3 separate regions of the Homo sapiens genome follow, and regions 2 and 3 are each linked to region 1. A link is a loop called in an ENCODE intact Hi-C map of the cell type or tissue named here. Cell type or tissue: B cell. All regions are shown on one strand.

Region 1 (8,000 bases):
TAGGCATGCACCACCTCGTCCAGCCCATTTTAATGTTTTTAATTTAAATACACATTCCCAAAATTATATAACAAGTACAGGAAGCCCACTTTCAGCCAGTTTTACAAAAACAAAGTGGCAACATCCTAAAGTACTGAAAGAAATAAAGTTTTCCTAGAATTCTATGTCAAAGTGAAAAATCTTTCAAGAATATGACTGAAATAAGGACATTTAAAAACATATAAAAAATGAAAGAATTCAGCAACCCACACTACAAGAAATGCAAAAGGAGTCCTCCAGGCCTAAAGATAAGGATACCAGACAGAAATCTGGATCTACACAAAGAAATGGAGACTACTGCAAATCGGTATGTACATAGTTAAATATATATGTTCTTATTATTTAAATCTTTTTTAATAATTTATTTATTTTAAATTATTTATGATTTAAGTCTTTTTTTAATAATTAAAAAAAGCAATAATAATGGATTCTGGGATTTATAACATGTCTGAAATCAAGTTACATGACAACACTAGCATAATGGCCAGAAGAGGAGGTATAATGCCACTAGATGGCACTGATAAAGGTGTATTCAGGAAACCCTGAAGCCCTCACTGAAAAGGCAAAAGCAGGGAAAGAAGTCGGGGAGCGGTAGACCAGAAGAAAGAAAGAGTTATAGCTAATAAGCCAACAAAGGAAAGAAAATGGAATGATATAAAAACCATGTAATCATTATGCTGGAACAACTGCTCTTCATGCACTCCAGCCTGGGCGACAGTGAAACCCTGTCTCAAAAAAAAAGCCCACCCCTAGGGCTGGGCATGGTGGCTCACGCCTGTAGTCCTACCACTTGGGGAGGCCAAGGCAGGTTGATCACCTGAGGTCAGGAGTTCAAGACCAGCCTGGCCAACATGGTGAAACCCCGTCTCTACTAAAAATACAAAACAATTAGCCAGGCATGGTGGTGGGTGCCTGTAATCCCAGGTACTCAGGAGGCTGACGTAGGAGAATTGCTAGAACCCTAGGAGGGGAGGTTGCAGTGAGCCGAGGTCATGCCACTGCACTCCAGCCTGGGCAACAGAGCGAGACTCATCTCAAAAAAAAAAATCGTACACTTAAAAGGTCACGGAGGCAAGCAAAAATCACCTGGTGGCTGCAAAGCAGACCATCGAGAGGCAAAACTCTTTATCTGGGGAATTTAGAGGCAATTAGACTTCCTTATTATTTAAAGCAAGAATCTAGTTCCAGGCTTCTTTCCCAAAAATTTATAACTAACTAGAATTTCTGGGGTTTTTTTTTTGTTGTTGTTTGTTTGTTTGTTTGAGACGGAGTCTCACTCTGTTGCCCAGGCTGGAGTGCAGTGGCGCAATCTCGGCTCACTGCTACCTCCGTCTCCCGGGTTCAAGCAATTCTCTGCCTCAGCCTCCCGAGTAGCTGGAATTACAGGTGCCCGCCACCACACCCGGCTAATTTTTGTATTTTTAGTAGAAACGGCGTTTCACCATCTTGGCCAGGCTGGTCCTGAACTCCTGACCTCGTGATCCACCCGACTCGCCCTCCCAAAGTGCTGGGATTACAGGCGTGAGCCACCGTGCCCGGCCAGTAACTAGAATTTCTATACATCTCTGGAATACGTGCTTATCAAAACTTGTGCAACCCTTGCTGACATTAAGGCACCAAAATGTCTACAAATGTAGTATTCTGTGAGCCACCGCACCCGGCCTACAAAATGTTTTTTTAAAAAATTATTGTGTTGGGAGTGAATTATTGGGCTGGTGGCTCATGCCTGTAATCCCAGCACTTCAGGAGGCCGAGATGGGTGGATCACTTGAAGTCAGGAGTTCCAGACCAGCCTGGCCAACATGGTGAAACCCCATCTCTACTAAAAATACAAAAATTAGCTAGGCGTGGTGGCGGGCACCTGTAATCCCAGCTACTTGGGAGGCTGAGGCAAGAGAATTGCTTGAACCCAGGAGGCAGAGGTTGCAGTGAGCCGAGATCGTGCCATTGTACTCCAGCCTGGGTGACAAGAGCCAAAAAAAAAAAAAAAAAAGAAAGAAATCATTATTATTTCTACAATATGGGCTTATCCCTGTATTACTCTTCTGAACTTTTCACTTAATATATCGTAACCATCTCTCCAGTCATTGAATGTTCTTCTATAACATTTGGAATGATATCATAGTATCCCATTATATGAATAACCCATGGTTTATTATACAAGTCCCCTACTGCTGAACGTTTAGGTCTTTCTAACTTTTTGCTATTAAAGTCTGGCATGATAGACTCTGCAAGTTAGCCTTCAGATGCCCAGCAAATCCAGTTAACCAGAGCACTGTCCTCTAAGCCTCCTGGTGAATGTGGTTTTGCTGATGGTGGGCAGAGTCCACCCCAGCCGAGCCGCTGGATTTGGCAGGCACTTGGCCTTAGCAACCTGAGGGTGGTAACTCCAATCAGTTACTTGTTTCCCTGTTACCTGAGTTGCAGATTTAGAGCCCTCTGCAGTGAGCAGGTGAGCACCTGGCATGATTCTTTTCTGGTGAGTGGTCCTGGGGGTCACTGGGCCAGTCACCACCTGGTGACAGGACAGGGTGACCGGTGGGTGGCAGCACTGGGGATTCAAATGACCGCAGCCCGGTCAGGCTGAGCTGAGCAGAGCCAAGGACTCAGCACAGCAAGGAACCTAGGCTCTTCACAGAGAAGGGAGCTGGAGGACCCCCCAAGGAGATGAGTATGTGCCACCCTGCGGCAGGGTCCTGTGGGCTTTGGGAGTGAGAGGGTCAAGGGGAGAGGAGCTGTGTTTGCCACCCCCTGTTAAAAACCTCAAGTGAAGCAGCATGGTAGAGAGGAAAGAGCATGGGATTGGAAGCCATTGAACTTCCTGCTGTGTGTCCTTGGGCAAGTGACTACATGTCTCTGATCCTCAATCTCCCCTTCTATAAAATGGAGATGATCCTAGAACCTGCTTCACGGGAGTGTTCAGAGGGGACTGTAGACAGAGCGGGAACATAGAAGAGGAAGTAGGCGGCAGTGTGGTTCACAGCCAGCGCAGGCTGCCTGCAGGGTGCAGGTACTGTCACCAAGGGAGACCCAAGGTGCCCTGGAGGGAGTGGCAAGGACACAGGCCTGAGCCCAGCCCTGGTGATATGAACACTGGAGTGGGCTTCACAGGGACAGGCAGCATCAGAACTGGACTAGTGAGGTCATGAGCCCACCAGGGCCTGGGTAGGGACATAGCAAGTCTGGGGACTCCAGACAGGGTCACACAGACCTGGGCCATGCTGGGCATCCAGGGACTGGCTGTGCATACTGGCAGATGTCAGTCAGCCCTCCTGCAGTTGGGCCAGGGACACCTCAGGGAAACTGTGACCTTCCTTCCAATCTTGGTAACATCACCCTTCCACCCCAAATCCCAGGGAATGGCCCGAATCTCTCCTGACAAACAGCTCTCAGCCCTGGTCCAGGCCACAGTCTTGCTTGCACCGGGCCGGGTTTCAGAGCCCGAAGGGCACACTGGCAGCCTTTAGTGCAGTGTTTCAGATGTCACAGACAGGTTCCTCTTTGACGAAGATGGAACTTCCACTGCTTCCCTCCTACCACGCAGGAAACACAGAAGCAACCATCAGCCGAGGGCCTGCTGGCCGTTCTCTCTGGGTACTGTGTTTGGAAAAAGCACAAAATCATTAACTTAAACATGCTTTTTCAAACCAAACACATCCCTCTCTTAGCCCTGGAGATTCAGAGCTGCCTCTCCCTTTGAAAATGAATGATCTCGCCCGGGTGCAGTGGCTCACGCCTGTACTCCCAGTACTTTGGGAAGCTGAGGCGGGTGGATCGCGAGGTCAGCAGTTTGAGACCAGCCTGGCCAATATGGTGAAACCCCGTCTCTACTGAAAATACAAAAATTAGCCGAGCGTGGCGGCGGGCGCCTGTAGTCCAAGCTACTCAGGAGGCTGGGGCAGAGGTTGCGTTTAGCCAAGATCATGCCACTGCACTCCAGCCTGGGCAATAGAGCAAGACTCCCTCAAAAAAAAAAAAAAGCATGATTTCATCCAATGCCTTCAATAACAGAAGGAGGTCCAAGTCCAGTGAGAGGGTGGAACGAACATACTGTCACAGTGGAAAGGACACGAGACAGGCGCGCCACCGGGTTGAGTCTCGCGAACAAACTGAGGCCAGAGTGCCTTCCCCAGGGCTGCACGTCAGTCAGGAAAAAAAAAAGCATTCTCTCCGACAGGTCAAATCACCGAAGCCTCGGGATCGTCGCTGGGGGCTGTGACGGGGCTGGCATGAAACGTCCCTCTGTCTGGCTGGGCGATGGGTCAGTGCTCAGGAGTTTCAGGCCTTTAAGGCCCGGCCAGACCGCAGGGGGACTCTGCAGCCGGGTCGGGGTTTCGATCCTGCGCTGCGGCCTTGCAACTGCGAGGACTTGGGGGTCGTGCTTCGTTCGCCTGGTATCCTCGTTCGTGCGTGTAGGAGGCGCCTGGCTTGCCGGGCGGTGCCAGGCGGCAAGAGGGAGGGCGCACGGAGCGTGTCCGCCCAGGGCGGCCCCTGTAAGCGCTGCAGAAGCGCTGCTCCCGGCGCCCGGCCCCGCCCCAGCCTCCGCCCCACTACCGCGCAGCGCAGGCTCCGCCCCCAGTTTTCCCCGCCCCGTGGCGGGGACGCCCCGCCCGGTCCGGCCCGCTCGGCCTCGGCAGCAGCGGCTGCGGCGAAGGCGCGCGAAGGTAGGTGGCCGGGGGCGCGCGCGTGCGCGGGGGCGGGACGGACGCGCTCCCGGCGGAGGAGGCCGCGCGCCTGGGGGCGGGCTGGAGCCACGTACCGGGGCTGGGGGCGCTGTGTGTTCCGCGACTGCCGCGGCCCGGCACCGGAGGCCAGGAGAGCGTTCCCAACAGGCTCCGCGGATGCCCCGCCGCGTCCTGCCGCCCATCCTGCCCGGATTGTCGCGGGCCGGGGGCACGACAGGAGACTGGGGCCTGCAGGGCGCAGCCGTCCCTCCGCCGGCCGGGGTCCCCTCGCTCCGCGGGCGGCCGTGGGAGGCCCTCGCGACGGCCTCTGCCCCCCGCAGATGCCCTCTGCAGCTCCTGCGTGCGGGCCCCGCCCTGCACTGCCCTCCTCGTGTGGGATCCGGTTTCGTCTTCATTGCAGCCCTGCCGAGTCGGAAGCATCTCCATTGTGCGGATGGGGAAACTGAGGCCCAGAGCGCATAGTTGGGCTGGCCACGGAGGCAGGGCCGCCGGATGCTGTGCGGGGATGGGGCCCTGCACCCCTTGCGCCTCTCACCATGCGGCCTCAGGCCTCTGTGCCCGGCAGCGTCTCTGGAGTGGGCATTTTGAACGAGCTCCCTCCTGATTTTCACACAGACTTAAGCCTGACGACCATGCTGGGGCGGATGTCTGCCCCTCTGGTGACCAGGTCACAGCTCCCTTGGGAAGACGATTGACTGGGGAATGGGGACCCTGGGGAGGAGGACTTCAGGGTGCCATCTGTCTGTTTACGCCAGAAAACAGAGATTTCTGTTTTCTTTCGCTGGGCTCACAGCAGGTGCTTAATAAACAGATCTTGTGGCGGGAGCAGACGACAGCGAGGTTCAGGCAAGACTCCAGGAGTCAACCCCTGGATCTCGGAGGCTCCCCACCCGCGCACATTTCCCTGACTTAACCCTCCCCTCCCCAAGTCTTTCAGCCCTTTCCACCCAAGTGGCCCCTGTGGGGGTCACTGCCTGGTTTTCACCCTGATCTTCTGGGATGCGGCAGATGCTGGCTGGATATGTGTTCGCTGGTGTCCTTCCGTGATCCCCGTCTGTGGCTGACACCATCTGTGGCCCAACATGACCCCAGCCAGAGCCAAGGGGAATCATTTCTTTTTCCATTTAACATCCTATGTTATTACTTGGCTCTTAGCATTCATTAATTCATTCAGCAGCTCTTCATGGAGCTTTGGCCTTAGCCCATGCACTGTGGAAGTGACAGTGAGCTAAGCCAACCTGGCACTTTGGGAGGCTGAGGTGGGAGGACCGCTTGAGCCCAGGAGTTGGAGACTAGCCTGGGCAACATCTCATCTCTACAACAAGTAAAAAATTAGCCAGACGTGGTGGCACGCACCTGTGGTCCCAGCTACTCAGGAGGCTGAGGTGGGAGGATCCCTTAAGCCCAGGAGGTCAACGCTGCAGTGAGCCATGATTTTGCCACTGCACTCCAGCCTGGAAAACAGAGCAAGACCTTGTCTCAAAGAAAAAAAAAAAAAAGGAGGAGACAGACAACATACATGTTGGAGAAAATGGAACAGCCACTGGAGGGACCTCTTTAGCTGAGAGTCGGGGTAGCTCCCTCAGAAAGTGATATTTTTGAGCCAAAATCTGGCCGACAAGCGGGAGTCAGCTGTGCAAAAGAAGGGGGAAGTGCGTCCCAGGCAGAGAAAGTGGCAGTGCAAAGGCCCAGAGGTGGGTGCCTGCCTGGTGTTTGAGGAATCAAGAAGGCCATGAGCAGCCAGGTGTGGTGGCTCATGCCTGTAATTCCAGCACTTTGGGAGGCTAAGGTGGGTGGATCACTTGAGGTCAGGAGTTTAAGACCAGCCTGGCCAATACAGTGAAACCTCATCTCTACTAATACAAAAATTAGCTGGGCGTGGTGGTGCATGCCTGTAATCCCAGCTACTCGGGAGGCTGAGGTAGGAGAATTGCTTGAACCCAGGAGGTGGAGGTTGCAGTGAGCTGAGATTGTGCACCACTGCACTCCAGCTCAGGCCTGGGCAACAGATCAAGACTCTGCCTCAAAAAAAAAGGCCATGAGAGAAGGGGAGAGAGGAGATGAGGTGGGAAAAGTGGAGTGGGGCCAGATCTGGTGGGCCCTGTGGGCCATGGAAGGACTTTGAACTTCATTTTAGGTGTGGTAAGGGCTAGTAGAGGGCCTTGGGTAGGGGAGGGGTATGACCTTTACTGTGTGAAACTTGAGTGGGTGAGGGGATGAGCAGGGAAGCATAGAGACCCTCGGGGAGCCATCTCAGCAGTCCAGGCAGTGGCTTATATAATACACATCGGCGTCCTGGGGTGGTGCCAGGTACACAGCAGGCGCTGCAGGATGGAAGTCATTGCTGTTACTGTTTTTGTTTATTTGAGACAGGGTCTTGCTCTGTCACCCAGGCTAGAGTGCAGTGACACAACCACGGCTCATTGCAGCCTCAACCTTCCAGGCTCAAGCAATCCTCCTGCCTCAGCCTCTCAAGGAACTGGGACTACAGGAGGTGCATGCCACCATGCCAGGCCAATTTTTTTTATTTTTTTGGCAGAGATGGAGTCTCACTGTGTTGCCAGGGCTGGTCTCAAACGCCTGGGCTCAGGCAGTCCTCCTACCTTGGCCTCCCAAAGTGTTGGGATCACAGGTGTGAGTCAGTGCACCCGGCTTGCTGTTATTATTTAAAACTCTGGGCTGGGCGCAGTGGCTCATGCCTATAATCCCAGCACTTTGAGAGGCCGAGGCGGGTAGATCACTTGAGGTCAGGAGTTTGAGACCAGCCTGGCCAACATGGTGAAACCCTGTCTCTACTAAAAATACAAAAATAAGCTGGGCGCGGTGGCGCATACCTGTAATCCCAGCTACTCAGGAGGCTGAGGCAGGAGAATTGCTTGAGCCCAGGAGGCGGAGGTTGCAGTCAGCCGAGATCGTGCCATTGCACTCCAGACTGGGTGACAGAGCCAGACTCCATCTCAAAAACAAAACAAAACAAAAAACAAAAACCCTTTGGAATCAGGCACACCTAGGTCGCGGCTGTGACTTGAGCTCTTTGTGGCTGGGTGCATTGGAGCCAATTATTTAACTTCGCTGAGACTTCACGCTGTCATCTGTAAAGTGAGTAGGGTGGTGCCAGGAGTGTTAAAGCAGGTAAGGGACAGATGTAACGTTTTGGGCACAGGGCCTGGCTCGTGGTTGGTTCAATATTTTTGTCATAATTTCTAGTCAGCAGCAGGAGGATAACGAAGGGGTAAGCGGATAAGAGCAGCTGCTATGTTTGAAACGAGTAATCTT
Region 2 (8,000 bases), 98 kb after region 1:
TGATTTTCTGGGCTCCCTCCTTCATCCCCCAATCTGAGCCCTTCTAAAATTTTTCCTTTTTTTTTTTTTTTTTTTGAGAGCGAGTCTCGCTCTGTCACCCAGGCTGGAGTGCAGTGGCGCGATCTCGGCTCACTGCAAGCTCTGCCTTCCGGGTTCACACCATTCTCCTGCCTCAGCCTCCCAAGTAGCTGGGACTACAGGCGCCCGCCACCACGCCCGGCTAATTTTTTGTATTTTTAGTAGAGATGGGGTTTCACCGTGTTAGCCAGGATGGTCTCGATCTCCCGACCTCGTGATCCGCCCGCCTCGGCCTCCCAAAGTGCTGGGATTACAGGCGTGAGCCACAGCGCCCGGCGAGCCCTTCTAAAATTTCTACCCAAAGAGTCCAGAGTGCCCCAGGCAGCTGCTGTGGGCACAGCACCCCCAGCCTCTGAGCAGCCCCATCCCCAAGCACTCTGGCTTCAACACTCCTAGAGGGCTCACTGTGCACAGGGTACATGGCTAACGTATCAACCCTGCCAGGTAACCTCGGTTGTGATGTCCTTTCATTCATTCATTCATTCATTTATTTACTTATCACTCTTGTAGCCTCGGCTTCCCAAAGTGCTGGGATTACAGGCGTGAGCCACCATGCCCAGCTTACAGTTTTCGTGTATAAGTCTTTTTTTGAGACAGTCTCTCTCTGTCACCCAGGCTGGAGTGCAGTGTTGCGATCATAGCTCACTGCAGCCTTGACCTCCCAGGCTCAAGCAATTCTCCCACCTCAGCCTCCAAATAGCTGGGACTACAGGCACAGGCCACCATGCCCAGCTAATTTTTTTTGTAGAGACAGGGTTTTGTCTTTTTGCCCATCATTTGTTCCTAAGAATTTCTTTTTTGATGCTGTGTTTCATACAGCAAGTGCCTTTGCCTCTCTGGGCTTCCATTTCTCATCTCTAGGATGATAGTCCCGAAGCATCCAGCACACAGGGAGGTAGAAGCATTTGAAGTTCCTGGGGGGGTTGCGTGGACAGGTGGGCAGGACCCGGCTCCCAGGTCAGGGGGGCGTGGCTTCTGCTTATCCATTTCCCAGGCTCTCTTCTCCTTTCACATCACCCTGTCTGAAGCCCTGGCTGTCCCACGGCTCCCTAGGCCCATTCAACAGTTGCTCCTTGTACCTTAAAACCCTCAGGCCGGCCGTGCGCAGTGGCTCACGCCTGTAATCCCAGCCCTTTGGGAGCCCAAGGGGGGCGGATCACGAGGTCAGGAGGTGGAGACTAGCTGAGACCATCCTGGCTAACACGGTGAAACCCTGTCTCTACTAAAAATATAAAAACCAAATTAGCCGGGCGTGGTGGCAGGCGCCTGTAGTCCCAGCTACTTGGGAGGCTGAGGCGGGAGAATGGTGTGAACCCAGAAGGTGGAGCTTGCAGTGAGCTGAGATCACGCCACTGCACTCCAGCCAGGGTGACAGAGCAAGACTCAAAAAAAAAAAAAAAAACCCTCAGGCCAACAGCCCAGCGGGCTCAGGGATGATGGGAAAGGAGCCATCCCTGCGGTGCTGATTTGATTTCCTCCCGCACCAACCCACAAGGTGGGCTCTCTTACCCAGTTTGACAAACGAGAGCACTGAGCCTCTGGGGCAGTTGCCCTCAGACTTGTCTCAAAGCTGGAACAGGGCTGGCCTTACTCCCAGGTCCTCTCTGCCCAGCACATCTACTCCTGACATTCCCCTCAGCATCAGGCTCAGATGGGTGTCACTGCCCTTACTGCTCACAGTACCTGCCATGTGCTCAGGGGTCAGGAAACACTGATTGACCGACTGACTGAATGAATGAATGTCTGTCTCTTGGACACAACAGAGCTTGAAGGCAAAGGTGCTGGGAGTTGGGGGGAGGGGCTTGAGCCTCTTCCTTTTTTTTTTTTTTTTTTTTTTTAAAAGAGACAGGGTCTCACTCTGTCACCCAGGCTGGAGCACAGTGGCATGATCCTAGCTCACTGGAGCCTTGACCTCCTAGGCTAAAGGAGGTACTCTTGCCTCTGCCTCCCAAGTAGCTGGCACTACAGGCAGGTGCCACTGCACCAGGCTAATTTTTTTTTAGTAGGGACAGGGTCTCATTTTGTTGCCCAGGCTGATCTTGAACTCCCGGCCTCATGCTGATCCTCCTACCTCAGCCTCCCAAAGTGCTGGGATTACAGGTGTGAGCCACCACACCCGGCCTCAAGACTCTTTATGAAGAAAAGGTTCTTCAAAAAGAGGGCAGAGTCCCCAGTATGTAAACAGCGGTCCCCCTGGGAAGTTCTTCCTCATGGCAATCGTATGACTGTCACTTCACAATGACACTCTCTCAGTCAACCTTGGCAAAGAGGAAAAGGGGAGTGGAACTTGAGGGAGGAAGTCACAGCTGTGGAAACCTCCAGAGCCCCTCCCTGCAGGGATCAAGCCCAGGGCACTCTCTCCTGCAGTACATCTGTTTATCCCCAGCCACAGCCCAGTCTCCCCAGGGCTTCTGTGGGCTCAGACCAGCCCAGAACAGGCACCCACAGGCTGTGTGGGGGGGCGAGAGCACCTTCATGATGGCATTGCTCTTTTTTTTGAGATGGAGTCTTCCCCCCCCGTTCCCCCCTTCCCCCCTGCCCGTCTCCCAGGCTGGAGTGCAGTGGAGAGATCTCAGCTCACTGCACCCTCCACCTCCCAGGTTCAAGCAATTCTCCTGCCTCAGTTCCTGAAGTAGCTGAGACTACAGGCACATGCCACCACACTCAGCTAATTTTTGTATTTTTAGTAGAGACGGGGTTTCCCCATGTTGGCCAGACTGGTCTTGAACTCCTGACCTCAAGTAATCCGCCTGCCTCAGGCTCCCAAAGTGCTGGGATTACAGGCGTGAGCCACCACGCCTGGCCTGTCATTGCTCTTCTGATGAACAGCAGCTCCCATGGAGTGCTCACCATGCCCTGCGGAAGCCCTTCAGTGTGCTAACTCAATGAAGCTTCACACACAACCCTCTGGGGTAGTGACTATTATTATCCCCATTGTACACCTGGGGAAACTGAGGAACAGCATGTGAATCCCTTGTCCAGGGTCATAGAGCTTGAAAGGGGAGAAGCTGGAAATGAGTGTGTCTGAATGGGCACATTCTTTCCCACAGCCATTCCATGAAAAGTACAGATTAGGATTCCCATTTAAAACGAGGCCCAGAGGAGTAGATTGACAAGCACAAAGTCACACAGCTATGAGGGGCCAAGACTGGACTTGAACCTCGTCTGAGGTCACAGCTCGGGGCAGTGTCACCAGCACTGTGGATCAGAGGGGCTAGAGCCATTTGGGACCTCTTATTTCCTGCGGAAGCCTTGGCTTCCTGCTGGTGACCTGGCAGCGGCCCAGGGCGGCTGCCTCCTCCCTGGCTGTGGTTCCCGGCGGCGGGGAGCTCCTGTCTTCTGCCAGGCTGAGGCGGGAGTGTGTGTGAACCATCTTCCCATCTTTGGATCTGGATTCTAGGGGCTGTCTTTCCTCATTCCTTCCCCTCCCTCGCCGGGGGGTGCACTCTAGGCTGTGGGGCTGGGGGCTGAGTGACAGACACTGAGATGAGACCTTTCTGGATAGGGGAGGAGGACTGGCCCCATTCCCGGCAGGTGGGATTTAAATTAGACCCTGGAGGAGTGGGCGTAGGACATCTGGCCAGGGATGGGTTGCATGGAGGGTGTGGCCCTTGGCCCTGGGTGTGACGGGTTTTCTCTGGGGTCTGAGGCAGGAGGTCAGGAGTGGCGCTGTGGCCCAGGACATCTACCCAGGAAATGGAGTCCCGACTCCCCCAACGCCATTCATTCATTCATTCAGCCCAGAGGGGTTGCCCAGAGGCCCGAGGATGCAGCCGTCTCCCCCACCTGGACATCCGTCACTCGGGGTGGGATCCGATTAAGTGGGCGTGGGGTGGCCTCCCCGTCCCCGCACGGCCCCAGGACCCTCTTGCACAAGCGCCCGGCTTCCAATCCCGCGGCTGAGGGGTGCAGGGGAGGGGAGGGACCGGCTGCGAGCGGCGGCGCCATCCCCAGCCCCGGCGTCTCTGGGAAGAAACCGGGGCCGAGTCCCCGTCAAAAGGGAGGGGACGGGCCAGGATCCCCAACCAGGTCCCGCTTCCTGGGCTCGCGACCCCGCGGTGGGGGGCGTCGCCTCCCCTCTCCCTCCAAGGGGTGACGACAACTGGCGGGCCGGGGACCGCGCCGGGCTCGGGGCCGACCCGGACTCCGCACTCACCTGCGCTCATGCCGGCTCCTCGCGCTCATCGCCGGCCCCGGCGCTGCGGCCCTCGGCCTGGGCCCCGGCGTGCGCAAGGCCCTGGGCGGGGGCGCGGTCCGGACGGCCCGGGGCGAGGGGCGCTGGGCTAGCGCGGGGCTGGAGCAGGGCTGACGCGGGCGGGGCACCTGGGCCACCAGGCTCGGCGCGGCTCCGACACTGCCGCAGTCCCTCCGTGCGCGCCGCAAGCCCCGCCCGGCCCTCTGCGGCCCTCGCAGCGCCCGCGCCGGGGCTGCCGGGACTTGTAGTCCCCGCCTGCTCCTCCGCACACACCGGGGGCGGGGCGACCGGAGACACACACCTCACGGAGGTAGCCCCCGCCAGCACGTCCCAGTGGTTAGGGACTGTGCGTGCTGGTCCAGCTCTCCATGTCTTCCAGGCCGCGCGACCGTGAGCAAGTCACTGATCCTCTCTGGCCCTCTTTTCCCAACCTGTAGGATAGCAATGCCTGCTTCACAGAGAACTGCTGCGAGGATCACACAAGAAAATGCTTGTCAACTGGGCGTGGTGGCGCATGCCTGTAATCCCAGCTACTCGGAGACTAAGCCAGGAGAATCGCTTGAACCCAGGAGGCGGAGGTTGCTGTGAGCCGGGATCATGCCATTGCACTCCAGCATGGGCAAAAAGAGCGAAACTCTGTCTCAAAAAAAAAAAAAAAAGAAAATGCGTATCAAGCACTTGAGACAGTGCCTGGCGCTGCTTGATGAATGCAAAGAAGGAAGACACACCTGCCCAGAGATTCACAGGGTCAGATGTGGGCCCACAGAGACCCAGGGAGAGTCTGCCATGATGCACTGGAGGCCTTGAAATGCCAGAGAAAGAGAAGCCTCACAGCGTGACCTGCAGACACACCTGCACTGGGGGGATTCATGAAGACCCCTGAAAGGCACCAGAGATGTCTTACCTGCGTGCAGCATTTATCCTGCTACCCCATAGTGACCGGCACAGGCATAGTGTTCCCTGTCTCCAGGACCTCTGGACAGAGGAGCTCCAAAGGGGAGAGTGGATCTGTGAGATCCTAGGGCAAACAAGGGAAGGTTCACGTTAGGGCCAAGGATAGACGTGGGCAGGATCACTGGTCATTTGTCCAGTATGAATTTATGGAGTGCCAGCACCACTGTGGGAGCCAGGAACGTGAGAGTGAACAAAACAGAGATGCCCCTGTCCCTGCGGAGACTGCTGTCTACTGGGAAGTAGCCCTAGTCAAGGAAAGGAAAACTCCAACGATCCCTATTGTGGAAGGGGCTGGAAGGAGACACAGCTGTGATGGTGGTGAGGGTGTGGGTAGGGGATAGACCCCAGGAGGGAAAGCAGCACCTGATTCATAGCAAGATCCCAGTGAACATTTGGTACAGGAACACACGTTGGCAGGACTTGCTGGTGGATAGGATGTGGGGGTGCAGGAATGTGTGGAATTCAAGATGCTCCCCAGGGTTTTGGCCTGAGCAGCTGGGTGCCAGTGGAGCCATTTACTCAGCTGGGGCAGGCTGCCCGAGCCAACCAGTTGCGGGTCATTCCTGTTGACCACCTGGGCCATGGGACTGGCTTCCTTGGGTCAGGTGACAAGAGTTCTTTCATCTTCCGGTGACACTTCCAGGGGAGGCAGGCTGCTTAACTTTTCAGAACTCCCATGTCCTCCCCCAGGGCTTAGCTCAATTTCTGGCAGGAACCCAGCCTCCAGGGCAGCAGGAAGGCTGGGTTTGGAAATGGCTAGCCCAGGTGGCCTTGGCAAGAGGCAGTATGGTACAGTGGCAAGGGGCTGGGTTCTGGCATCAGAAAGACATGGATGCATGAGTTGCTTTCTAGCTGTGTGAGCTTTAAAATGTCACTTTCCTTCTCTAAGGCTCTCCTTCCCCTCACCTACAAAATGGAAGGCATGGAGAGGATGAAATGAGATGGCAGGAACTTGGTAGAAGCCAGCTGCTTGCTTTAGATCCTGGCACTGGATTAGCGGCTTCATAAAAGCAGAGGTACTCCAGTCTGGGTGAAAGACTGAGACTCCCTCTAAAATAAATAAATAAATAAATAAATAAATAAATAAATAAATAAAAGCAGAGGGCTTGGGGACTGCATGGGGGACTGCCTTGCAAGGGTGCCCCCTTCATTCTTTTTATTGCTAAGGCTGCCTGGCCTTAAAGGGGCTCTATTCCCTGAGCCAGCTGGGAAGGAGCCGCACCTGCAGCTCGTCCCTTCTCCTTAATGAGGGAGGAGGCCAGAGGAAGCTTCCTTCCAAACCACAGAGCATGTGGGAGGCCTTGCCATCTGCTTGGGGTTACCTTTGGGGAAGTGGCTCTCGGTGTGTGGTCATCGAGGAGGTCTGTGGCCCAGGCTGTCTTCCCGGATAACCGTGTCTGAAATTTCCAGTCCCACGTGGGTGAGAACCGACTGAACAGCTTCCCTTCTAGGCTGTGGCTCTCTTGGGAACCCACGGAGAGGGCGTAATAGGCCTGGTCCCAGTGGCAAAAAGCTTGAGAAATCACTAATTTGGGCGAGTTTATTCCAGAGCATTGCTTTACTTTTCGACTTCTCTAGTTTCACTAGATTTTTGCAACAAAAGAGGATTTTTTTCACCTAGTAACAAACCCTGTTGGTAGGATTATGGCTGTCTAGACACACAGTAAAGTGGGGTTTCAGTTTTTGTTTTTGTTTTTTTTGTTTGTTTGTTTTGAGACAGGGTCTCTCTCTGCTGCCCAGGTTGGAGCACAGTGGCATGATCTCAGCTCACTGCAGCCTCGACCTCCTGGGCTCAAGTGATCCTCCCACCTCGGCTCAAGTGATCCTCCCACCTCAGCCTTCTGTGTACCTGGGACTACAGGTGAGCACTACCACACCCAGCTAATTTTTCTGTTTTTTTTTTTTGTAGAGATGGGGTTTGCCATGTTACCCAGGCTGGTCTCGAACTCCTGTGCTTCAGAGATCCACCTTGGTCTCCCAAAGTGGGATTACAGGAGTGAGCCACTGTGCCTGGCCGAGTTTCAGCACTTTGTATGGTAGTTATCCTGGTGCCAGGAAGGGAAGGGGCCTGAAGAGAATTTGACCAATGGGAGTCCCTCCCTGACCTGAGCAGTGTGACGGGAGAGATGAGAAATAAGCAATATTAGCCTTGCACGGAAAAACCATCCTCCCAACAGGGAGGCCTCTAGCTCTGGCCAGTCATGTCAGAAACATGCCAGCTGTCAACTCAGGGTTGGGAAGGAATTACTCTTGCAGCCTCCCAGCATTCACTCGAGGGCCTTTCACATAGTAGGTACTCAAGACAAATCCGTTCACTTGAGTTTATGGAGCATTTACTCTACTGCAGGCAAGATGCTTTCACATTTACTTTTAGACTTCAACCATAATTCTGAGAGGGGAATGCTGTTAATTCCCATTTTACAGATAGGAAAATAGAGTCACAGATGTTCAACATGTCCAGAGCTAGGTAAGAAGGGATGGCTGGCTTCAGTCCTACGAAATTCTATTTTTATTTTTAATTTCTTTAGAGACAGGTTCTGGCTCTGTGATCCAGGCTGGAGTGCAGAGGCACGATCCTAGTTCACGGCAGCCTCTAACTCCTGGGCTCAAGCAATCCTCCCACCTCCCAAAGCGCTAGGATTATAGGCGTGAGCCACAGGGCCAGGCTGGAAGTATTATCTTGTAAATGAAGGCACACTGGGCACAGAAGTAGCATACAGGACAAAATACTGTTCCCCACACAGGTCTGCAGTTTTACTGGAAAAGCCTTTGT
Region 3 (8,000 bases), 130 kb after region 1:
AAAATACAAAACTTAGCTGGGTGTGGTGGCATGTGCCTATAGTCCCAGTTACTCAGGAGGATGAGGCAGGTGGATTGCTTGAGCCTGGGAGGTTGAGGCTACAGTGAACCGTGAGCATGCCATTGCACTGTAACCTGGGTGACAGCGAGACCCTGACTCAAAAAAAAAGGAATTTAACTCTTCCAGTTTTAGCCACATTCTCTGACATTCTCTAAGTTTTGATTTGCAACGTCTTTATTTTCTAAGTATCTGGCAATATTTTTTACGTGTTCCTGATCAAATAGTTAGAAGTGTACTTTTTTTTAGTTTCTAAGCAGTAGGGTTTTTTGTTTTATGAGTTTTTTTTTTTTTTTTTTTTTTTTTGAGACAGAGTCTTGCTCTGTCACCCAGGCTGGAGTGCAGTGGCACGATCTCGGCTCACTGCAACCTCCGCCTCCCAGGTTCAAGTGATTCTCATGCCTCAGCCTCCCAAATAGCTGGGATCACAGGCACCTGCCACAACGCCCAGCTTATTTTTATATTTTAGTAGAGATGGGGTTTCACCATGTTGGCCAGGCTAGTCTTGAATGCCTGACCCCGAGTGATCCACCTGCCTCGGCTTCCCAAAGTGCTGGGATTATAGTCATGAGCCACCGCGCCCGGCCTGTTTATATTTTTAATATGAGTTTAGTTTTATTGTATTTCGGTCCAAAACTGTGGTCTGTGCAATTTCTATTCCTTTGAATTTTGCTAGGGACTTTTGGTTGCTGAGTATTTGAAAATTTTGTCTATTTAAGAAGGTTATATATCAATTAATGCTACCTCATTAACAGCACTTACTTGTCACCACAGAAAGTCAAAGTAAGCATTTAGAGTATTCGTGGTATTCAAACTTTTTTTTGGTGCCACAGAAGCTTTTGTTTGAAACAAATAAAACACTTATTCACTTACACATAAAACAGATCAGAGAACAGTTCTGGTTATATGGGGGCGTGGAGTGGAGCAGCAGGAGGCTAGAGACTAACTTGCTAGATTCTTTCTTTTCTTTGGCTAACTGTGGAGTTCCTTAAAAGTGAAAGATGTTGGAAAAAGAGTGGTTTTGAGAGATGTGATGTGAAGAAGAACTCAACCTGCTGCTGCTGCTTTTGACGATGGAAGAAGAGGCCAAGAGCCAAGGAGTGCGGCAGCCTCTGGAAGCTTGGAACAGCCCTCAGCTTACAGTCAGCAGAATGACAGAGACCTCGGGCTCACAACCACAAGGAACTGCATTCCACCAATAGCGCAAATGAGCAAAAAATATTTTCCTCTAGGCTCCAGAAAGGAATGCAGCCTGCTGACACCTTGATTTTAGTCTGATGAGACTATACCAGTCTTTTGACCTACAGAACTATAAGATAATACATTTAGGTTGTTTTAAGTCACTAAGTTTGTGGTAATTTGCTCTGACAGAAATAGAAAACTAACACGCCAGTCCAATTTTTAACATTTTAACCACATCCCTACCTTGTCCATTCAAGGCAAGTTTCTGGCGGTTCTGTTATTATTATAGAAAACACAGGTCCAGATGTATAAGATATAATCAATACATTCAGCATTAAAAAAATGGTAATATATTAAATGACTTTAAATACTGTGCATAAAGTTAATTATACCAGTATTTCTAGAAATTTGTCATACTTTCATTTGGGAATTATTTTGGTATTATTCTTCTGAATCAGGTAACAACCTCATTTTTTTTTTTTTTTTGGAGACAGAGTCTCACTCTGTTGCCCAGGCTGGAGTGCAATGGCATGATCTCAGCTCACTGCAACCTCTGCCTCCTGGGTTCAAGCAATTTTTGTGCCCCAGCCTCCTGAGTGGCTGGGATTACAGGCATGAGCCACTATACCCAGCTAATTTCTGTATTTTTAGTAGAGAGGGGAGTTTCACCATGTTGGCCACATTGGTCTTGAACTCCCAACCTCAGATGATCTGCCCGCCTGAGCCTCCCAAAGTGCTGGGATTATAGGCGTGAGCCACCGTGCCCGGCCCAAGCTCATTCTTGTTTTAAAAACAGAGCCATCGGATGATCTCAGATTTTTAAGCCTTCCAAGGATGTGAAAAGCATGTCCCTAAATCAAATCAAGAACTCTCCTTCAATAGCTGGCTTTCACAGAGATACTCACTTATTAAGGTCAACTTCATAAGTCTGCATATGAGGTTTGTCTCCAGCCTTGTCTGGGTCCCATCGATAGATGGCAAATTTCTTGATACGGGGAGCTGTGGCTGCAGCTGTCTGGGCTCCTCGGGAGGCCTGAAATTTTTTAAAGTTCACAAAAAGGAAAAAAAAATTAGAAATACAAGATAATTCCATTTTGCTGGCACAACAGATGTAACGCTGGATATAAACTCACACATTACTGACACATAATCTTCTTAGAAAAGGCAGGCATTCAATATCCAACAAGTATTAAGCACCTATCATATGCTAATATATCAGACATGGTATTAGGGGCTAGTGACACAGCACTTAATACACAAAAACCTTCATCTTCACAGAACTTACTTTGTAGTGAACAAGAGTTAAATTAAACATTCACGATGAATATAAAGAGCGATACTGTTGGGAAAGTACAGGGAGCTCTGGATGAATACAGCAGAGACTTCAATGAGTGAAGAGTCAGAGAAGGCTTCCTCACATGTCATCTAAGTGGAGGCTTGACAAACCAGAATTAAGGGGAAGGAGTGTGGGGTGTGGTCTGAGGGTGGTGGCTCATGCCTGCAGTCTCAGCACTTTGGGAGGCAGAAGTGAGAGAATTGCTTGAGCCCATGAGTTTGAGAGCAGTCTGGGAAACATGGCAAAACCCCATCTCTACAAAAAATAAAAAAATTAGCTGGGTGTCGTAGTGTGCGTCTCAGGAGGCAGAAGTGGGAGGACTGCTTGGGCCCGAGAGGTTGAGGCTGCAGTGAGCCAAGATCATGCCACTGCACTCTAGCCTGGGCAACAGAGTGAGACTCTTTTTCAAAAATACAAAATAAAAAAGAAAAAAAGAAAGAAAAGACTATACTCCAGGACTGCTAATTTTTAAAATAAACTGATATAGAAAAGTAAAAACTCGGAAGGTTAATTGACTAATTACAAAAAGATGCAGTGGTGTTTATTACTGAGGCAGGAGAACAGGGTTTAGAGACAGGGAGTCTTCACTACAGCCTCTGATTCGTCTCGGGCCAAGTCTTCATTTGCATAGGGTGTAACTAATAGGAAACCCGTACAGGGTACTTTAATCCCAGAAGACTGTGCAGCTGGGGCTCTTGAACCACTTGCTCAATCCCACTCCTACTCTATGGAGTGTACTTTCATTTCAATAAATCTATGCTTTCGTCTTCTGTTGCTTTGCTTGTGTGTTTTGTCCAATTTTTTGTTCAACATGCTAAAAACCTTGACGACTTGTGGTCAAGACCGTCTACCAGTAACATTATTTCTTGGTAAAGTGTCCCGTATTAACTGAAGCTGAAAATACAAACATCAGCTAACAGTAGAAAAGAAGAAAATATATGAAGAAAATGAAAGTTAAGATGAAAGCTATGTTTTACCTTATCACCAAGCTGGCTAAAATCATCAACAAAAGGAAAGCCATTTCTACAAATGTTTTTCACCGGGAACCCCATTTTGTAAACTGACATGAACATCTAATGCCACCTTGTGGTATTTGGGAGGAAGTGAGAGGAAAGATTCCTGAAGGTATCAACTCCAGTGGACTTTGCTTGCTTAATGTCCCATTTTTTTTTTGGTCTTTTTTCTGTGAGATTTAATAAGGTATAATTCATTATAATAAAATTCACTAATTTTAAGGGTATAATGAGTTTTGACAAAGCAATGTAATCCTACCACAATTACAACAGAGTATTTCCATCCAAAAAGGTCTTTTGTGCCCTTGATGGCAAACATAAGTCCCCTTTTCCTACCCTTAGCAACTGATCAGCTATCATCACGAGTCTGCCTTTTACAGAATTCATATAAATGGCATCATACGGTACGTAGTCTCATGTCTAGCTTCTTTCACTCAACATAATGCTTCTGAGATTCATATGTTACTGCATATAACCATAGTTAAATGCTTTTTTAAAAAATTAAACTATTTATTTATTTATTTATCTTTGAGACTGAGTTTTGCTCTTGTTGCCCAGGCTGGAGTGCAATGGTGCAATCTTGGCTCACCACAACCTCCGCCTCCCCGGTTCAAGCAATTCTCCTGCCTCAGTCTCCCGAGTAGCTGGGATTACAGGCATGTGCTACCAGGCCCGGCTAATTTTGTATTTTTAGTAGAGATGTGGTTTGTCTATGTTGGTCAGGGTAGTCTCAAACTCCCAACCTCAGGTGATCTGCCTGCCTTGGCCTCCCAAACTGCTAGGATTACAGGCGTGAGCCACCGTGCCTGGCCAACCTTTTTATTTTTTAATAATTATAGATTCATATGCATTTATAGAAAATAATACTGAGGCCAGGTGCAGTGGCTCACACCTGTATCCCAGTACTTTGGGAGGCCAAGACAGACGAATCACTTGAGGTCAGGAGTTCAAGACCAGCCTGGCCAACATGGTGAAACTCCGTCTCTACTAAAGATACAAAAATTAGCCCGGTGTGGTGGCACATGTCTGTAATCCCAGCTACTCGGGAGGCAGAGGCAGGAGAATCGCTTGACCCTGGGAGACGGAGATTGCAGTGAGCCAAGATTGCGCCACTGCACTCCAGCCTGGGTGACAGAGTGAGACGCTGTTTCAAAGAAACAAAACAAAACAAAAAGAAGAAAATAATACTGAGACTCCACATACTCTTCTCACCTGTAATCCCAGCACTTTGGGAGGCTGAGGTTGGGAAATCACCTGAGATCAGGGATTCAAGACCAGCCCAGCCAACATGGTGAAACCCCGTCCCTACTAAAAATACAAAAAAACGAATTAGCAGGGTGTGGTGGCGTGTGCCTGTAATCCCAGCTACTAGGGAGGCTGAGGCAGGAGAATGGCTTGAACTTGGGAGGTAAAGGTTGCAGTGAGCTAAGACTGTGCCACTGTATACCACCCTGGGTGACAAAGTGAAACTCAAGCTAAAAAAAAAAAAAAAAGAGAGAGAGTTTTGCTCTGTCACTGATTGTGCAGTGGCATGATCACAGCTCACTGCAGCCTCAACCTTCTGGACTCAAGCGATCCTCCCATCTCAGCTTCCCCAGTAGCTAGGACTACAGGCATGCGCCACCATGCCCAGTTAGTTTTTTTACATTTATTTTTGTAGAGATAGGGGTCTCACTGTGTTGCCTAGGCTGGTCTTGAACTCCTGGCCCCAAGTGATCCTCTGCCTGGCCCTCCCGAAGAGTTGGGATATAGGCATGAGCCACCATGCCAGGGCCCACATACTCTTTACCCAGTCTCCCCAACAGGAACATCTTGCAAACTGTAGCACACCAGCACAACCAGAATACTGACAGTGCTAGTCAAGATAGGGGACATTCCCATAAGCACAGGATCACTAACATTGCCCTTTTATAGCCCTGTCCACTTCCTCCCACCCTACCTCCCCTGTACTCCGTAAGCCCTAGCAATCACTAATCTGTTCTCTACTTCTCAAATTCGGTCATTTCAAGAATGTTATATCAATATAATCATCTGGTATGTAGCCTTTTGGAATTGGCTTTTTTTATTCAGCCGAATTCTCCGGAGATTCATCCAAGTTGCTGTGTACAGCAATAGCTTTTTTCTTGTTATAGCTGAGTAGCACTCCAAGGTATCATGTACCACAATTTGCTTAACCATGTAACTACTGAGGGACATTGGGGGTGTTCTAATTTTTGGTGACATGAATAAAGCTGAGATGAACATTTGTGGACAAATTTCTGTGTGAACGTTACATCTTCATTTCTCAGGATAAACACCCAGGTGTGTAATTGTTGGGCTGTATGGTAGCTACAAGTTTAGTTTTTTTTAAGCAACTGACAAAACTATTTTCCAGAGTGGGTGGCTGCTGTGCCTGAGGCAGATAGTAGGGTAAGTGGGACAATATGCCTTTTAAAAAATGGGGCTACTTCAAGTTTTTACTTCTAATTTGGACACTTTTATTTTTCATTTATTTTTTAAAATATTTATTTATTTATTTATTTTGAGATGGGGTCTCACTCTTGTCCCCCAGGCTGGAGTACAATGGCGCGATCTCGGCTCACTGCAACCTCCACCTCCCGACTTCAAGTGATTCTTCTGCCTCAGCCTCCTGAGTAGCTGGGACTACAGGTGCCTGCCACCACGCCGAGCTAATTTTTATATTTTTAGTAGAGACGGGGTTTCACCATGTTGGCCAGGCTGGTCTTGAACTCCTGACCTCAGGTGATCCGCCTGCCTTGGCCTCCCAAAGTGCTGGGATTATAGGTACAGGCCACCTTGCCCGGCCTTTATTTTTTATTTTTATAGACACATGGTCTAGCTTTATTGCCCAGGCTGGAGATCATGGCTCACTGCAGCCTTTAACTCCTGGGCTCAGGCGATCATCCTGACTCAGCCTCCCAAGTAGCTGGGACTATAGGTGCACACCATCATGTCCAGCTAATTTTTGTAGAGACAGGGTCTTGCCATGTTGGCTAAGCTGGTATGGAATTTCTGGGCTTAAGCAATCCTCCCATCTCAGCCTCCCAAAGTGTTGGGATTACAGGTGTGAGCCATTGTGTCTGGCCCTAACTTGGACTTTTTTTTTTCTTTTTTGGAGAGTCTCATTCTGTTGCTCAGGCTGGAGTGCAGTGGCGCGATCTTGGATCGCTGCAACCTCCACCCCTCAGGCTCATGCAATTCTCCTGTCTCAGCCACCCGGGTAGCTGGGATTACAGGCATGTGCCATAAAGTCCAGCTAATTTTTGTATTTTTAGTACAGACAAGGTTTTGCCATTTGGCCAGGCTGGGCTCAAACTCCTGGCCTCAAGTGATCCACCTGCCTCAGCGTTCCAAAGTGTTGGGATTACAGGTGTGAGCAACCGCGCCTGGCCCCTAACCGGGCTTTAAACAGAATCTGGGACTGGAGCATAATCCCCTAGTTCTTTTTTTTTTTTTTTTTTTTTTTTTTTTTTGTGAGACAGTCTCACTCTGTCACCCAGGCTGGAGTGGAGTGGCGAGATCTCTCTGCCTCCTGGGTTCAAGCAATTCTCCTGCCTCAGCCTCCCAAGTAGCTGGGATTACAGGCGCGTGTCACACGCCCGGCTAACTTTTTTGTATTTTTAGTAGGGATGGGGTTTCACCGTTTTAGCCAGGATGGTCTTGAACTCCTGATGTCGTGATCCACCTGCCTCAGCCTCCCAAAGTGCTGGATTACATACAGGTGTGAGCCACTGTGCCAGGCATAACCCCCTAGTTCTAAAGCCTGATTTAGTATTGTCAGTGGGCAACAGGCATTAGGCTCTATCAAGCTGGGTATCAGAACCACAAGGCCTGTGGGATGACTGTGGTTACCTGCAATGAGGTTTTCCCTTCAACATTTCTTTATAACATTTAAATATCTGTTTCATATCCACTCTACACGGATAATTGATCACGTATTATCTTTCCAAAAGAGACTAAGTTTGTATTAGAGCTAATTTAAATTTTTAAAAAGTCTTATCATATGAATGATGTGAAATAAGAGCAATGCCAGGATGTACTACACTGAATATCTAAGTCGACATATCCCAACATCAGTTTTGGAGTGCCCCAAAATGTCATCATTTTTTTTTTTTCAGTACAACTAATTTAAATTTGTTTTGTGTCAAAAATGTATTTTATAGGCCAGGCGTGGTGGCTCATGCCTGTAATCCCAGTACTTTGGGAGGCCGAGGCAGGTGGATTACCTGAGGTCAGGAGTTCGAGATCAGCCTGGCCAACACGGTGAAACCCCGTCTCTACTAAAAATACAAAAAAATTAGACAGGCACGATGGCGGGCACCTGTAATCTCAGCTACTTGGGAGGCCGAGGCAGGAGAATTGCTTGAAATCCGGGAGGCGGAGGGTACGGTGAGCCAAGATTCCGCCACTGC

The links. A loop is a pair of places that touch in the nucleus more often than their neighbours do. Peaks named below come from ENCODE experiments on the same cell type or tissue, not always from the same donor. Only the 100,000 strongest peaks of a DNase experiment are listed, where the experiment ranks them.
Region 2: a loop joins it to region 1, with 13 times the contacts of the local background. A loop is called at or near these places in 5 of 110 quality-filtered maps.
Region 3: a loop joins it to region 1, with 15 times the contacts of the local background. A loop is called at or near these places in 16 of 110 quality-filtered maps.

Annotation. Positions count from the first base shown.
Region 1 is chr1:16,909,435-16,917,434 of GRCh38, forward strand. It overlaps a transcript of CROCC not described here. Among named protein-coding and RNA genes, the nearest start is that of CROCC, 8.5 kb to the right of the region's middle. RefSeq lists a silencer at 4,390-5,129. In B cell, a CTCF peak has its summit at 518 (motif pointing right); DNase peaks (open chromatin) are centred at 3,017, 3,727 and 4,637; H3K4me3 peaks cover 2,174 bases; H3K27ac peaks cover 902 bases.
Region 2 is chr1:17,007,495-17,015,494 of GRCh38, forward strand. ATP13A2 (ATPase cation transporting 13A2) reads right to left here and starts at 4,434. Exons shown (of 29, transcript NM_022089.4): 1 at 4,235-4,434. The coding sequence starts at 4,244. RefSeq lists enhancers at 2,686-2,765, 3,529-3,578 and a silencer at 4,069-4,598. In B cell, no CTCF peak of the experiment used is centred here; DNase peaks (open chromatin) are centred at 2,393, 2,934, 3,337 and 4,497; H3K4me3 peaks cover 1,845 bases; H3K27ac peaks cover 1,214 bases.
Region 3 is chr1:17,042,617-17,050,616 of GRCh38, forward strand. SDHB (succinate dehydrogenase complex iron sulfur subunit B) reads right to left here. Exons shown (of 8, transcript NM_003000.3): 2 at 2,145-2,272. Among named protein-coding and RNA genes, the nearest start is that of SDHB, 7.4 kb to the right of the region's middle. In B cell, CTCF peaks have their summits at 3,672 (motif pointing left) and 3,877; a DNase peak (open chromatin) is centred at 3,545; H3K4me3 peaks cover 504 bases; H3K27ac peaks cover 964 bases.